Linked DNA regions of Homo sapiens: region 1 is linked to region 2. Evidence: read pairs that join two places in POLR2A ChIA-PET (ENCODE). Cell type or tissue: PC-9. All regions are shown on one strand.

The links. Peaks named below come from ENCODE experiments on the same cell type or tissue, not always from the same donor. Only the 100,000 strongest peaks of a DNase experiment are listed, where the experiment ranks them.
Region 1: POLR2A ChIA-PET joins it to region 2 with 6 read pairs; 4 of 35 experiments call an interaction of 5 or more read pairs at or near these places.

The regions. Positions count from the first base shown.
Region 1 is chr3:194,008,849-194,016,848 of GRCh38, reverse strand. It overlaps LINC02028 (long intergenic non-protein coding RNA 2028), which reads left to right. Exons shown (of 3, transcript NR_136179.1): 2 at 1,214-1,298. Among named protein-coding and RNA genes, the nearest start is that of LINC02026, 9.2 kb to the right of the region's middle. In PC-9, no CTCF peak of the experiment used is centred here; no DNase peak of the experiment used is centred here.
Region 2 is chr3:194,175,183-194,183,182 of GRCh38, reverse strand. No RefSeq gene overlaps it. Among named protein-coding and RNA genes, the nearest start is that of HES1, 43 kb to the right of the region's middle. RefSeq lists an enhancer at 6,879-7,792. In PC-9, no CTCF peak of the experiment used is centred here; a DNase peak (open chromatin) is centred at 4,342.

The DNA.
Region 1 (8,000 bases), 170 kb after region 2:
CATGGTGTGGCAATGGGAACGTAGAATAGCTCATTCACAGTTCTTAAATGCTGATTACATATTGAAATGATGATATTTTGAATATATTGAGTTAAAATATATTTTAAAATTAAGTCTACTTGTTTTTAACGTGGCTATTAGAAAATTAAAAACCACTCAAGTGCCCCATATTTCTATTGGTGAGTTTCAGTCTCGGTTCCAAGCTCACATTGGAAGAGCCTTAGAACCCAGGTGACGAGGTTTGGTCAGAAGAGACAGACTTAGGCTTTCTTACTTCAACGGGACCATTGTTCACTTGCTGTGAGCGCAGGGCCTGTGATGATATCATGGACTTAATCATGCTTCTTATTTGACTTGGTTTAAAAAAACTCTGAAATCCTATGAATTGTTTGGATTTTAGCATCTTATTTTGAAAAGAATTCTTTCTGTTATGGGCTGAACTGTGTCCACTCAAAATTCATGTATGGAAGCCTTAACCCGCAGTGCCCCAAATGTGATTGTATTCAGAGATAAGGCCTTGAAAGCAGTGAATAAGTGAAAAATGAGGCCATTTAAGTGGGCCCTCGTCCAATCTGACTGGTGTTCTTCCTTATTTATTTATTTATTTGAGACACAGTCTCACTCTGTTGCCAGGCTGGAGTGCAGTGGCACGATCTCGGCTCACTGCCACCTCTGCCTCCCAGGTTCAAGCGATTCTCCTGCCTCAGCCTCCCCAGTAGCTGGGACTACAGGTATGTCCTTCCTTATGAGAAGAGGAAATTGGGCACAAAAAGAGATACCACGAATGTCATAGGGGAGAAAGATCATGTGAGGACACAGAAGAAGGCAGCTGGCCATCGCAAGTCAGGAGACCTCAGAGGAAACCAAGCCTGTTGACACCTGAATCTTGGACTTCCAGCCTCCAGGACTGAGAGAAAATTAATTTTTGTTGTTTAAGTCATCCAGTCTGTGGCTTTTTGTTATGGCAATGCTAACAAACTAATACACTAGCCTATTTCATGGTAGAACTGGAGAAAGCCTGGTGACAAGAGAACAATTTCTCCACGGCCAGAAATCTGGCTTCCTGGGTCCATCTGTCGGGACCTGAAAGAGAGCTATGAACTTTTTATCACGTTGCCTCTGCCTCAGATCAGTGTCTGTTTTCCAGTCCCATGTCCATATTGTATGCTCCTCTGTCTCCTCTTCTAGTAACAGTCTTTTTTTTCTCTGACAGATGATGAAGGTTTAAGAAGCAGCATCATCAGCGAACTGTGTTTTGAAGATTTGAGGGAAGGGCTGACCTCAGGATTTTATACTAGGTTTGTGTAAACACACAGGATTCTTTTTCTCTCTGTCCCAAATTTAATCATCGCACTCATTCAAATGAAATATGAAGTCATAAGTATTAAAATATGCATGAGATTTTGAACATGTGTATTGAGAGAAAGCATTTTGTTTTCTAGAAAACTCATTTCTGCTGGACAGTGGGGGTCACCAATACGTTGGAAGGGAGAGTGCTAAGCTAAATGTCCTCTAGGGTCTTTTTCTAGTTATAAGATGACCAAATCTATAATTCCTGGTTCAGAGTTTCACTCACCATCCATGGGAGCTATCTCAGGGATGGAGAAAGAGAATTCAGATCAGGTGAATCCCTGAGTGGTGAGCCTCAGCCACGGCTTCATCTTGACAGACATTTGCCCTCTAGAAACAGACTTAAGGTCAATCCCTTTGCCAAGAAGTCAAGAAACTGCCTTCTCAACGAGGCCAGTAAAATCGGCATAAAAGACCTCCAGAGACATCAAGTCTCCCTAGAGAGACTTTCTAAACTTTCTGAACATGTTGTCTATGTGCTGGCCTGAACCCAGAATGTACTGAAGGGAGAAAAAATACAAAAGACGATGATAGACCCAAGGATTATCTTCCTGGCATTCCCTAGAACAGCTGTCTGGCAAATGTTACACCACGTCTGAGATTATTTTAGAAACTTTGTCTTGAAGAAGAACAAGGAGAGAGAATACCAGACAGATTTGCCCTCATTTTTTGTCACAGAATAAGAATTTCAAGGACATTTTTACTTTCAGTGAGATCATCCTGGCAATGCTCTTTTCATTTTTTGAAACTTAAATCGTGTCACATCTAATAAATTTATAGCTGTGTGTGGTTACAGCAATGAGTTGGTACCAATGGCTATTTAGGTCTTCTCCTCCCTCTTCTTGTTTCTTTTCCTCATCATCATGAGAATTAGACTATTCCAAAGATGTTTGAAACAAGAAAATTTCACCAAGTTTCACTAGAAACCTGTCCTAAATGAAATGCCTATCTAGTGGTAAAATGACAAATGAAATTTGCTTTCCTAAATTTCTTTTTAGGCCTCATTTTCTGCCCACATGTCATATTTTCTGTGTTCAATGAAACAGATCATGCCAGAAATAGAGAAAACAAAATTACAGCAAGACAATGATCACAGTACAGTATCATAAAACTGAGTATAGGCCTGGGGTCTCTATCTGTGGGAATGAATGAGAGCTTGGCTTAGCATGACCCCCTCACCATGTTCTTGTTCATATCAGAATTCCAAGTGAAGGGGCCGCTTGTGAACATGCATCACTAATGTTAATGTAGCCTCTGAACTATGGATGCTTGTCTCACAGCCATCACCGGAAAATGCCACCTTAGTCATTCTATGTTTCTGTGTGTGCATATGTCTGTGTTGTGTGTGTGTGTGTGTGTGTGTGTGTGTGATAGAGTGAAACCCTCTGTGGAATGAGGTTTCCTTTTCAAGAGGTAGCTCTGGCCTGAGGAGCTGAGAAGAGTGTTCCATACTTGTCACGGATGAGGTAGTGTGGGGTTGCAGGGTGAGATGTGATGGGAGAAGGAACTATGGGATAGGGAAAGAATGTATCCAAAGGCCTGAGTTCTAAATTGGATTCGATTTTCTTTTTCCTAGTGAATCAATGTGAAAATGTTGGTTAGAGTCCCAGGCTAGCCCATAGACGCTTGTTGATGCATGATGTAGGGGATATACTATGCATTTTTTTCTATTATTGTTTTCATTTTGTGTATGTGGAAGGCTGTGTGTGTGTATGTGTGTGTGCACGCGCATGCATGCATGCGCATCCATGCTTGGTTACATTAGCTTGTGTATGTATTGGTTACATTATACACTAATTATGGGGAGCTTCTGTGGCTAATTGGGAAATCTAATCATAATTTGTAACATTATTTCCAATCTCTAAATGATACTTTAAAAAAGAACTTTTGGGGACAGACGCGGTGGCTTACATATAATCCAGCACTTTGGGAGGCCGAGGTGGGCAGATCACGAGGTCAGGAGATCGAGACCATCCTGGCTAACACAGTGAAACCCTGTCTCTACTAAAAATACAAAAAATTAGCTAGGTGTGGTGGCACACACCTGTGGTCCCAGTTACTCAGGAGGCTGATGCAGGAGAATCGCTTGAACCCGGGAGGCGGAGGTTGCAGTGAGCTGAGATTGTGCCACTGCACTCCAGCCTGGGCGACAGAGTGAGACTCCGTGTCAAAAAACAAAAAAAGAGAAAAGAAAAAAGAACTTTTGGAACATAGTGAGATTGTGAGTTGGAGACAGCCTGTTCTACTTGGAGAGGATGGAGGGTCATTGCAGCTTCCTGTGGAATGCTGCGGAAACGCTCCAAGCATCCCTAGGACATGGCATTTCTTTGAGAAAGGAGAGTTGAAATACAGATCCAAGTTAGGCACAGCACACAGAGAGAACTTGACGTCTGCAGACTTTACTCGTCTTTCACAAAGGAAATGGGGATGTGCTAACTGCCTGTCTCATCCAATTCACAATTTTCATTTTCTTTCTTGTCTGCCTTTCCCAGTTTATATTAAGTTTAATTATAGGCTCACTAGGTGTTATAGTTTTCCTAAGGTTTGTAAGAAAAACACACTTTCTGATCTCCCCAGGTGCATGAAGACAATGAAGAAGGGAGGGAAGGAGAGAGGGAGTGAGGGAGGGCAAGCCAGCTATTGGTAGACAGAAGAGTCATACACTGTAAAACATTTCATTGGAAATTCATAATTTAGCAGAAAAGCAGTAGACAGCAAGAAGAATATAACAGGAAGGTATATTGCTCTGTGTGGTGGTAAGCTGGTGCTGATTTTGTTTATCTTACATGCTGGGTGATAGCACATTCATTTCTGGTTGTTCTCCCTTTTAAGGAAACCAGCATTGACATTACAGATTTAGATTTTGTAGTTTTTTTTAAACACATTTATTAAAAGGTCCTTATGGATGGAAGCTATTTCAGAACTCTTCAGTGTTTTGTTTTTCAGAAAATTTTTTTCATTGAATGAGTCAGATGTAAAGGTAAAATGAAAGAGCTGCTGTTAACTAAAGGTTGACTGTAAACGACAATGAAGTCTCATAAATTTAAGCTACTGGGGATGTAGGACTGATTTGCACACATTCATTGCAAACAGGGCTTTCTAGAAGCACACCAAGCTGTCTCAACTGACAGCTTGTCCTTGGTTACTACCCTGTCCTTGAGGAAGGCAGCCTATTTCCTGGAAGAAGTGACAAAAATATATTTAATATCCCCCGCTTTCACTCGCGTCTGGGAATTTTCTTTAAGTTGTTTATTTTGAAATAATTACATGCTTACAGGAGAGCTGCAGAAATAGACAAAGAACTTTTTAACCTGAACCTAAACACTTGAGTGTGTAATTCCTACAAACAAGGACATTCTCCTACATAATTATAGTGCAATCATCAAAATAAAGAAATTCACATCAAAACATTTCTGCCATCTAATCCTCAGATGCCATTTAAGTTTTGACAATTATTCAAATAATATTTGTTCTAGCAAAAGGACCCAATCCTGGAACACCTGTTGCATGTAATTGTCATGTCTCTTTAGCTTCCTTCAGTCAGAAGAGTTCCTCGATCTTTCCTTGACTTTCATAACTGACACTTTTGATTGGATGTGCTGATTATTTCGTAGAATGTCTCTCAGTTTGGTTTTGTCGAATGTTTTCTCCTGATTAGATTGAGAGGTGTATTTTTGACAAGATATTTACATCTGATCAGGTGGTGCATGATTTCTACTTGACCCATTATTGGTGATGTTCACTGTAGGTTTTTTTTGGTTTTGCTTTTTTTTTTTTTTTTTTTGAGACTGGGTCCACTCTGTCACCTAGGCTAGAGTGCAGTGCCATGATCTCGGCTCCCTACAGCCTCGACCTCCCAGGCTCAGGTGATCCTCCTACCTCAGCCTCCCAAGTAGCTGGGGCTACAGGTACACGCCACCACACCTAGGTAACTTTTTGTATTTCTGTAGAGATGGGGCTTTGCCATATCACCCAGGCTGGTCTCAAACTCCTGGGCTCAAGTGCCCCACAAGTCTTGGCCTCCCAAAGTGCTGAAATTGCAGGCATGAGCCACCGCGCCCAGCCAATGTTCACTTTGATTATTCAGTTGAGGTGGTATTTGTCAGGACTATTCATTGTAAAATTACTCTTTTTCCCTTTGTCGTTAATAAGAATTTGGCTGGAGGTACTCTGAAAGTATGAAATTTCCCCATTTCTTAGTAAACATTCACCCACTAGTTCTAACATCTACTGATGTTTCTTGGCTGAATATCACTATGATGATTGCTAAATGGTGATTCTAATTCCATTATGTCTACTTTTACCAGTTGTCATTTTACTATAAAGACAGCTTTCTCTTCTTTCTGTGTATTTGTTTGTATCAGTGTGGATTTACAGATTTCTATTTTACTCAAAAGTTACAACTATTATCATTATTACTTATTTTGATAAATAAATTGTCCCAGGTTTGACCAGCAGGCGCCCTTTCAAGCCAGTTTCTATGTCTTTGTAACATGCTCTCACCATTCGTTGAGAGGCTGTGAGTCTTTGGAGTGGTAGTTCTGCCAAGCTCAACGAAAAGAGATCTCAGAGTCTAAAGACCTGGGTTGTGGTCTTCTTGGCTTCTTCCATTCCTAGTTGGGTATCACTGGGGGAGTGGTCCTTCTGTTCTAAGGTTTAAAATGGGGATAATCAGTCGCTACTGCCATCTAAAGTGGTTGCTGTGAAATTCATCCCAAAGGGAGAGATTTTAAGATAGCCAACTTCCCTTCCTAGAATCTTTCCAGAATTATTCTGTGCACTGATATTGCATGATGGCCCAATCAGCTGATGAGGTGCCGCTTGAAACATCTGTCTGCCTGTATTGTTTGTGGCCTGTGAGAGTTATTTGTTTCAATCAAATAAACATATGCTTAGCTTAAACGGCTTTTCCCTCTCATAGGTATTTGATGCAATGCAGACTGGAATCCTCCCCACAAGGATGCCCTGGCCTGAGTGGCACAGAGATCAATGCAGCAGTCATTTCCTGGGCGGGGAAAGCCCATCCACAGTGGCCCTGGAATGATGCTGGTCTTACCTTCTATTCCTAGGAAGGCCCTATCTCAAGTGGCTCTGGTCCATGCAAACAGATGGAAACGGGTGTGGGGAAGCACAGGCCTCCTACTCATGTTAAGAGAGCTGCTCAGAGGCAGGAATCCAGAACCAGGAATGTCCCCAGTGGCTGCCCAAGGTACAAGTGGCAGGCAGCGGGGAGAATGGCATGTGAAGTCATTTGTAACCTGGCCCCAGCTTGGTTTCCAAGTCTCAGAGGAGATTATGGATATGGTAGTGCCTGGCTCAGTGCTTAAAATCCATTCTCCTGCTATTTCCCTCACCTACACTCAGCCCCACAAGCCGAGATGTTTGCTGGACATTTCAGGCACTGCCACCCAGTTCTGTCTACCTTACCTGCTAACACCTGTTGACCATCCTTCATGTGAAGGCTTCCCCAAATACTTCCCAATCAAAACACTAAAAGGCAGACCTGAAATTAATAAAAATGTTAATTAAATCTGTACAACAGAAAGCATAATGCCAGTCTTTTTAATTATGAAATGTAGCATTCATATAAATTTCATTGCTTTTGAAAACAATCTATGGCTAGATTCTCCTGGGTTTGTATGATGATTACTGAAAACTGTAGAAAATCTAAAATCAAGCAAGTTGTTTATAGGCAATTACTTTCAGAAGCAAAAATTATAAAAGAACCATGAGATTTTTAAAGAGAAAAAATTACATTTGATATGAGATAATCATGCATTTTAAGATGTTTAAAATGACATGGAGTGGGGTCCCCAGACCAGGAGAGCTGAGGGCTTATGAAGGACCTAAGGGAGTGAGACCTGTTATGTAATAAGCCCCCATTCTGGGGGCAGCACCACAGAGGCGGGACCCCAGAAGTAGAAGAAGAGCCCTCCTGCACTGGGTGGTGAAGTTGGTATCAGCCCCTAGTTTGTGACCCTGGACAGATTTCTCTGCTCTCCAGCCCTCAGAGTCCTCAATAAAACAAAAACATATGCAAATATACAAAATTCCTTGCTCTCTTGTACCTCTGAAAACTCTCCCTGAAGAAGTTGAACTACCTGCTCTCTCTCTGTCCTGAAGACTCTAAAATTCTATATGTCGTCCCCTGAGCTTTGACTCCAGGAGCTGTTTATTTTGAGACTCACTTTCTGCATAGTCCATAATCACGGATTCAGCCTCTCTCACTGCTGCTGTCTCCCCTGGAGAGGAAGTGGAGCAGTCAGGTTTTGTGAGCTGGCATTCTCCCTCCCTTTGAACGTAATTGCGGCCCTGCCCTGGGGACTGGATAGAGAGAAAGGTAGGCTTTTTCCCCAGTCCATTAGTATACTGGTTTGTAGCTCTTGCCTTTAGGAAGTATATCAAAGAGAGGAAGAAATGAAGAAAAGTTATTTTGCAAAAGTGAAATTATTAGTTTTATATGGTCGCTGTAACAAATTACCACAAATTGAGTGGCTTAAAACAGCAGAATTTATTCTCTCACAGGTCTGGAGACCAGAAGTCTAAAATCAAGGTGTTAGCAAGGCTGCAGGCTCTCTCTCTCTCTCTTTTTTTTTTTTTTTGAGACAGAGTTTCACTCTTGTTGCCCAGGCTGCAGTGCAATGGCACGA
Region 2 (8,000 bases):
TGGAACTTAATGAGCATCTATAGAGCCAAGCTGTGGAGTTGTGAGGCTCGATGCAAACACCACCTCTGCACAGGAAACACCTCCTGTTCCTCTAGCTAGGGCACCTGTTGGGAGCATCAGCTGAGGGCAGGTATATCTCTTAGACTTATGCCTCTTTCCTCACTAAAAAAGAAAGAAAACAGGCCAGGCACTGTGGCTCACGCCTGTAATCTCAGCACTTTGGGAGGCCAAGGCGGGAGGATCACTTGAGGTCAGGAGTTTGAGACCAGCCTGACCAACACGGTAAAACATCATCTCTACGAAAAGCATAAAAATTTGCCCAGTGTGGTGGTGGGTGCCTGTAATCCCAGCTACTCGGGAGGCTGAGGCAGGACAATTGCTTGAACCCGGGAGGTGGAGGTTGCAGTGAGCTGAGATCGTGCCACCGCACTTCAGCCTGGGTGACAGAGCAAGACTGTCTCAAACAAACAAACAAACAAACAAAAAAGAAAGAAAACAGTTGTTGCTCAATCTGTGATCATTCTCTAGGTTTGTCGCTGTAGTCTGCAGTGGGGGAGGAGAACAGTTTTCGACTCTAAAATTCACATAGAATAGTTTGTTCATAATTTAAAAAAACAATGACTCTACTTAGTACTGTTTCCTGTTTCTTCTCTTCTTCCCTTCTCTTTTTTCTCTTCTTTTTTTCCTTTTCTTTCCTTTCTCCTTCTCAGCTTTTTTGTTTTTTCTCATCCTGCATGTTGTTGTTCTCCCCCTTCTTCTCACCAATATCATCATCATCATTTCCTAACTCCGCATCCTGACGCATGCGAGGAGGACGAGGAAGAGAAGGGGGGAGCAGGAGGAAGAAGAAGAGCAGGGGGAGGAGGAGGAAGGAAGAGCAGAAGGAGGAGGGAGAGGAGGAGGAAGAAGAAGAGCAGAAGTAGGAGGGGAAGTTGGTGAATTAATGAATACAAGAGTGTAATTATATGACTGTCACAGCTCAGGTTAGGCCCCTGGCTGGAGATCTGGGATGGTGTAATCCACGACTTACATTGCTTATGCAGTGGGCTCTTTCCCGGAATTCCCTCCTGCCACATTCCATTTGATGTGGGGAAGCTAAGTGAATATTACAGCGCATTTTGAGAAGACAGTGAATTAGGTGGTCTCAGTGTTGAGCGAAAATTCTCTTTTCCCTCTCTGATCACACAATCTCAGGAACTGTTTTTTATTCCTACACTAAATGGATCTCAGCTGCAGTTTAAGAGGCCTGAACATACCTGTAGCAGCTAAAAGAAAGCCCACCAACTTCTACCTCAAACCAATTCTTTATCCCAGTAACTTTTTTTAAGCACCACAATTTTGTAACCTGTTGGTCATCCTCCAGTGAGTGCCGTGCCGAGCCACTTTAGAGACTGAGGCCAAAAAGGAAAATGCCCAGTCACAGTTTCTGTCTTTATGTGAATTTTTAGTATTTCATACATCATAAATGTTTGGATTCCTTTTTATTTTAAAAAATATTGCATTGAAATATTATGTATCTTGATTACTGAGTTTTTCGACATCCCCTTAAATTTTGCACCCTGGTCTTGGCTTTGTTGAAACCCCTCTCAATACTCCCAATGCAGTTTAGGTGGTGACCAAGCCCTAAGCCCTGCCGATCGCACCCTGTGACTCTCTGCCCGTCTCCCTTTCTGGTCAGCACCATAGCAACCGCCTCCTAACTTGTCTTCCTGCTTCCATCCACTCTTATTCCCCATACATCCTTTTCCCCCAGTGAGTTAAGGGTGGCTTTCTAGAACATGGTCACCATACTGGCCAGCCAAACTGGGTGGCTCCCCCATCCCCGACCCATACCCATCCACTCTGCCCCTTCCGCCTTGGGGAGCAGCCTTGGAATCTGGGTGGGATTGACCTCATCAGCAGCTCTAGGGGAGGGCCCTGGGAGGTGTAAACCTCAGCAATGAGCTCAGGAGGGCTCCAATCCCACTGCGGCCCAGGATGTCTCTGAATAGCTGTAGGAGAGAAGATCTCTCCCGCTCACTCTGAGCTGGGCTGTGTGTGGATGACAGGCCTGGAACCACCATAGATGAGAGAGGTCAACAAAGGATGCAGGTGGCACACAGAGGAGAGGAGAGCTAAGAGAATAACCAACACAGCAGAGGACTGATGGAACGGAACCCGAAACCCCCTCTCTTCTGGACTTCTCCATTCACTAAGCCAGTGAATTGCTGGGTCACTGAAGGCTGTTGGTGCAGTCTTCCGTGGATAGACTATTATTTAACCAGCCTTCATTTTTGGGCTGTAAGCTTATTTCTGTTGTTGCTTCCTTATTTGTTATTAAACTGCTGCAATAAAAATTGTTGTACAGCTTTTGCATATGTAAATATTCGTAGAAAAACTGATGGGAAGTGGAATTCCTGGGCTGAAGGGTGTGCATAGTTTGAAAATTCATAGAAACTGCCAAATTATACTCTCAAAGGACAAACCACCACTAAGAGAGTTTGAGGGTGCTCAGCGGTGAGATAATACACATATCGGGCAATGTCTGCAGATCAGTGCAGAAGTTAGCCGTCAGCCTGAGGTGCTGAAGTAGGGTCCAAGGAGGTCCTGCTGGGCCATGTGTTAATTTTTTTTTTTTTTTTTGAGACGGAGTCTCGCTCTGTCACCCAGGCTGCAGTGCAGTGGCTAGATCTCGGCTCACTGCAAGCTCCGCCTCCCGGGTTCACGCCATTCTCCTGCCTCAGCCTCCTGAGTAGCTGGGACTACAGGCGCCTGCCACCACGCCTGGCTAATTTTTTGTATTTTTAGTAGAGACGGGGTTTCACCATGTTGGCCAGGATGGTCTCAATCTCCTGACCTTGTGATCCGCCTGCCTTGGCCTCCCAAAGTGCTGGGATTACAGGCGTGAGCCACCGCGTCCCGCCCCCAGGTGTTAGTCTTTAATAGCTGGTGGGTGAGGAGTCAGGGGTCCCAAGGGAGAGACCAAGGTGGCCAGGTCAGCAGGACGCACTGTGAGAGTTCAGGGCAGTAGCTGTTTACCAGCTGTCATGGAAGCACTTCAGTGCATTGATCTATTTTCTTCTTCCCACACCAGCAGAGGAATATGGTTCAAAATGATATGCAGCTTCCTATAGCTGTCTAGTAAGCTGTAAGTAAGTAAACAAGATTCCCTTTATTGTTCTTTTCCAAAATTCTCTTGGTTGTATTTTTAAATTTTCTCTCTCAGATAAAGTGTGTGCAAAGGCTTAGCTCTGGTTTCTAGATGGCTGGTCTCACTTTCTGCTGGAGAAGGAATATATCATTTCTTCCCGAGACAGCTCTTTGACCAGGTCTGCCAGCCATTCTTTAGGTTGTTTTTTTTCTCTTCTTCTTTTTTTTTTTTGGGGGGGGTGGGGGGGCTCTTGCTCTGTCACCCAGACTGGTATGCAGTGGCACGATCATAGCTCACTGCCTCGAACTCCTGGGGTCTATCAACCCTCTCTTTGGGACATTTTTCTAAATTAACTACTTAAACCCAAAATAAAGTGACTATGTGGAATAAAAGTCTGAGAGAATATGGCGCTAGGAGAAAATGATGGCTGGAAAGAGGAAACTCTCAACCTGCTGTATATTCCATTTTACAGAGGATCCAGCGATGTGAAGGGATGTGGGGAAGGGCATACTGAGCCTGGGTGGCAGATCGGGTGAAGGGATGTGGGGAAGGGCATACTGAGCCTGGGTGGCAGATCGGGTGAAGGGATATGGGGAAGGGCATACTGAGCCTGGGTGGCAGATCGGGAAACAAAGGTCAGGGCTGCCAACTACCCACCCAGAGCTGCTTCCCCCATGCTCGCCTGCTCCAGGCCAGGCAACCTCAGTGTTGCAGTTGCTTTTGTGGATGGATCCAGCCTTTGACATCTTTCAGGGCACACTTATGCCAACGATTTCCTATTTCCTGCCTGCTCGCAAAACTACTAAAGGGAGATGAAGTGGCGTTAGAAATGTGCGTGAATTTTTGCAGCCAGCGTCCTAAGCACTCCTGGAGGGGCTGTTCTTCTGAAGAGCATCCCCCTTCCCCTGCTGTATTTTCTTCATACCACATATCATCATCTGAAATATTATTTATTCATACCACATACCATCATCTGAAATATTATTTATTATGGTTATTTAATGTGCACCCCCTCCCCTGAGGAGTTCCGTTAGGGCAGGGACTTGGTTTTGTTTGTGACTGTATCCCTCCATGCCTGGAACAATGCCTGGCACACAGTAGCTTCTCCATGAATGTTTGCTGAGTGACTGGATGCATTGGATCCTCTCGTGGGTTTGTAGCCTGTTTCTCCAGGGAGATGAGGAAGTTGGCGCCACTGAATGCCAAAGCCTTTTTTGTAGGTGCCAATCAGGACAGAAATCAGGCGGGGGACAAATAGAGACCGAGAGTCTCAGAAGTCTTGGCACCAGGGCACAAGGACCTCAACCAAATTGCCTTCGAGAATGTAAACAATTCTTTTTATCATTCACTGGGTTTTTTGCCAAAACTTTCAAATGCTGAGGAGGCATGAAAAGTAGCAAGATTGTTTATGATCTTTGGTCTTTTTTTTTTTGCTTGTTTTTTTTAACCTTGAAGCTGAGTGAACAAAAACAACGAGGATCCACCTAGAAGGATGTTGAAAGTTGTATCTGGTAGCTTCAGCTAAGTTCATCAGGCCGTTTAGCAGTGAAAGAGAAAAGATATCATGGAGTGGGATCAAGTGTGGATTTACTGAGGGTTGACCAAGTTCAGGGGGTATCTGAAACACAGGGCTTGCCATCCTCTTCTCAGGACCAGGAAAAAGTCACTACAAATACCTCATCACTTCATGAATCCTTGGTCTCCTCATCTGTAAAATGGGGTGACAAAGACCTACTTTGCAGTGTTTGAGGATGAAAGGAGCTGGTGAGTTGAACGAATGTGCTCTGTAGATGGTCAGACGTGCAAATGCATTATTGTTTTCATTGTAAAAGGATTTGAATTTGAATTCTGCGTGGTCAAGGTGGCATATCTAAGTGGCAGAGTAATTGATTGAGATATTAATTTAGAATTCTATTGTTAGGTATTTGGGTTTCCTTGTCTCAGGATTCCTTGATAGGACGGAAAGCAGGAGTTCCTCAAAACCCTTCTCTCTTACATTCTGGCCTTGCTTTAGAGAAGATTATGCTAACCAGGAAAGGAGGCAGTGAGAGAGGCTGGGACACAGAAGGAGATTTGGGTGCAGGGAGGGAAAAGTGGGCTGGAGACGTCCTTCCAGACTTCAGAGAGGAACAGTGCGGGGATCCCAGGCCTTACTCTCTTCCCTCCCAGGGTTGCAGGGGTGGACGCAGAATCTGGGGAGGGAGAGGCTGCTGACCCTATCCTTGCAGAGGCCACAGCCCAGGAGCAGAGGAGCTGCTGGCCGGCAGAGGCCCTGGGGTATGGTGAGGAGGTCATTGTGCTGGTGGGGACTGAAAACCAGAGCCTCTCTTAAGGCTGCTCCACTTCCACACCTTGGTCCCTTCCACCGCACAATGTAGGTGATGCTGCTTCCAGGATGGGCCCTAGTCACTAATGACCGAATTAGTCAATTTCTTCACCCACCCAGTGAACTGGAGACTCCTCAGCAGAATTAATTTTTTTAAAGAAAAATCATGTGGCATTTCTTTCATGCCAAGTTTGTGAAATAAAGCCCATACCTGCTCCACACAGAACACACTATTTAATAAACGCCCTTGGGCAAAAGTGTCAGTAGCAATTCCTGGAAGAGACATGTCCTGAAAGAACTAGTAGAAACCAGGAAATCGCTGTCCTATTTTTGTCTCTGACACTAACAAGCTCTCTGTGACCTTAAGTAAGTCCCTTCCTCCATCTGTGCCTTCCATTTATTTATTGGTCGTATGAAGATATACTGGACTAAATTCCTGGTTCATGTTACTACACATTTAGAATGGATTTGGGAAACAGGAAATAGTTATGAAACCATATTCTCAACCAAGGATATGGTTTTAGACGCCGTTCCAGTCATGTTAATTTCCACCTCAAAAACAATGGATTTTTGATAAAGCAGAGTTTCTGCAACTGCAGAAGACAACTCGAATAAATGTGACACTATGATTGTCACCTGCTGAAGCAACACTTGTTCATGCACTCGTGGTCTCTGTTGGGATTTTGGTCTTGGTGGCAATACATACTTCTTGGGATTTTTATTTTAAAAAGAAAAGCGCCTTTGGAAAAAAAAAATCCTTCCATAAGGAGCTCATCTTTCACCAGGGCTGGAAGAGTGTAAACAGGACTGCGTGAGGTTCCGTGTTTATGTTTTCTCAATGACTTCCAGATCAAATTTGCTGTGTTTACAAGTTGGAGACACTTTTTCTAACTGCCGGCATTGCAACTCAAACGGGGGTCCGGCCGCCCAGCTGGGCTGGCTCTGCTTCGAGTTATCCCGCACCTCTGACAACAGCTCCACGGTGCCCCAGCAGGAAAAGCGCTTAGCTCAGCAGCCGCCTGCAGACACCGGCTTTTCATACTTAAATCAAAACAAGATGCCAGGTTATTATTATTATTATTTTAAACTTTAAGCCTTAGGTCCAGAGGTAGAACGTGGACTGCAGAGGTGATCTTTTCTTCCCCTTCATGCTTGACAATTGCTTTAATTTTTCCCTATGCTTCCAAGAGTTCTTACCTCATCCAGACCCCGTGAATCTCACTTTGAAGTTTCTCTTAATTCCTTTCAATCATGAGCCCTGTGAACCGCATGCCCAGAAGCCTCTGCCTGCCATGGATTTTGCAGGTCACCTGTTGAGGTACCCATTGGTGCTCCACAAAACTTGAAATACAAAGCTCTTGACTCTTTTCCCCCTTTTAAAACACATATCCCTTTATAAAACAGCCGTTTTACTTAAATCCCTTTGTGCTAGATGTTTTATGCGTCTAAGAGATGGTACTTTGACCATGAAGCTGTCATCCCAACCAGCTGTCAGCAATATCTTTTCTTTTCTTTTCTTTTCTTTTTTTTTTTTTTTGACACGGAGTCTTGCTCTGTCGCCCAGGCTGGAGTGCAGTGGCGCGATCTCGTCTCACTGCAAGCTCTGCCTCCCGGGTTCACGCCATTCTCCTGCCTCAGCCTCCCGAGTAGCTGGGACTACAGGCGCCCACCACCATGTCCGGCTAATTTTTGGTATTTTTAGTAGAGACGGGGTTTCATCGTGTTAGCCAGGATGGTCTCGATCTTCCGACCTCGTGACCCGCCTGCCTCGGCCTCCCAAAGTGCTGGGATTACAGGCGTGAGCCCCCGCGCCCGGCCCGTCAGCAATATCCTTGCAGCGTTTTCTGCGGTGGACGACGGAGTGCACGGGCTCGTTGCTCACTGTCTGCCGTGCTCCCAGGGAGCCCCCAGCATGGAGAGGAAGGAGTGTCCTTGGCTGCAGCAGCCTGAGTTCCCACCACCAGCGCTGACTGGCCCTGTGACCTTGGCTGAGTCTCCGGTTCTCTGAGGCCCAATTTTCTTCTCTGCCTTCTTGCCTCACAGGGATAAGTCGCGGTCCCATGCGACACAGCAGGGGTGAAAAGACTTTGTACCTGGTAAGGCCCCGTGGGAGGAAAAAGTTCCAAGATCATCAGGCTCAAGGTTCTTGAGAATGGGACCAATGGGGATCAGGGATGCCGTCTGCGGCTATGAAATCCCTGAAACGCGGGCATGAAGTGTTCGGTGTCTCTACAGCACCCCCTTTTTGTGGACTGTTATGACTGTGGCATGCTACTTTCCTCTCTGGGGCTCCAGGTGTCCCTCCGTCAACTGGGAGGGCTGCACTTGGCGGTGTTTAAGGAGCCTTCCAGCTCCAATGTGCTGTGATTCTGCTCCATGCTTCTCAGGCTGGGACATAGGGCAATGCGATGGGATCGGAGGGGAGAAAAAACGAATATTTAGAAACCTCAATTGAAGGGTTTTTTGGGGGGGGAAATAAACAAGCAAATGAAAACTTTATTACCAGGAAACTCAGATCTTAATCAATTTCAGGCTGGGTACGGT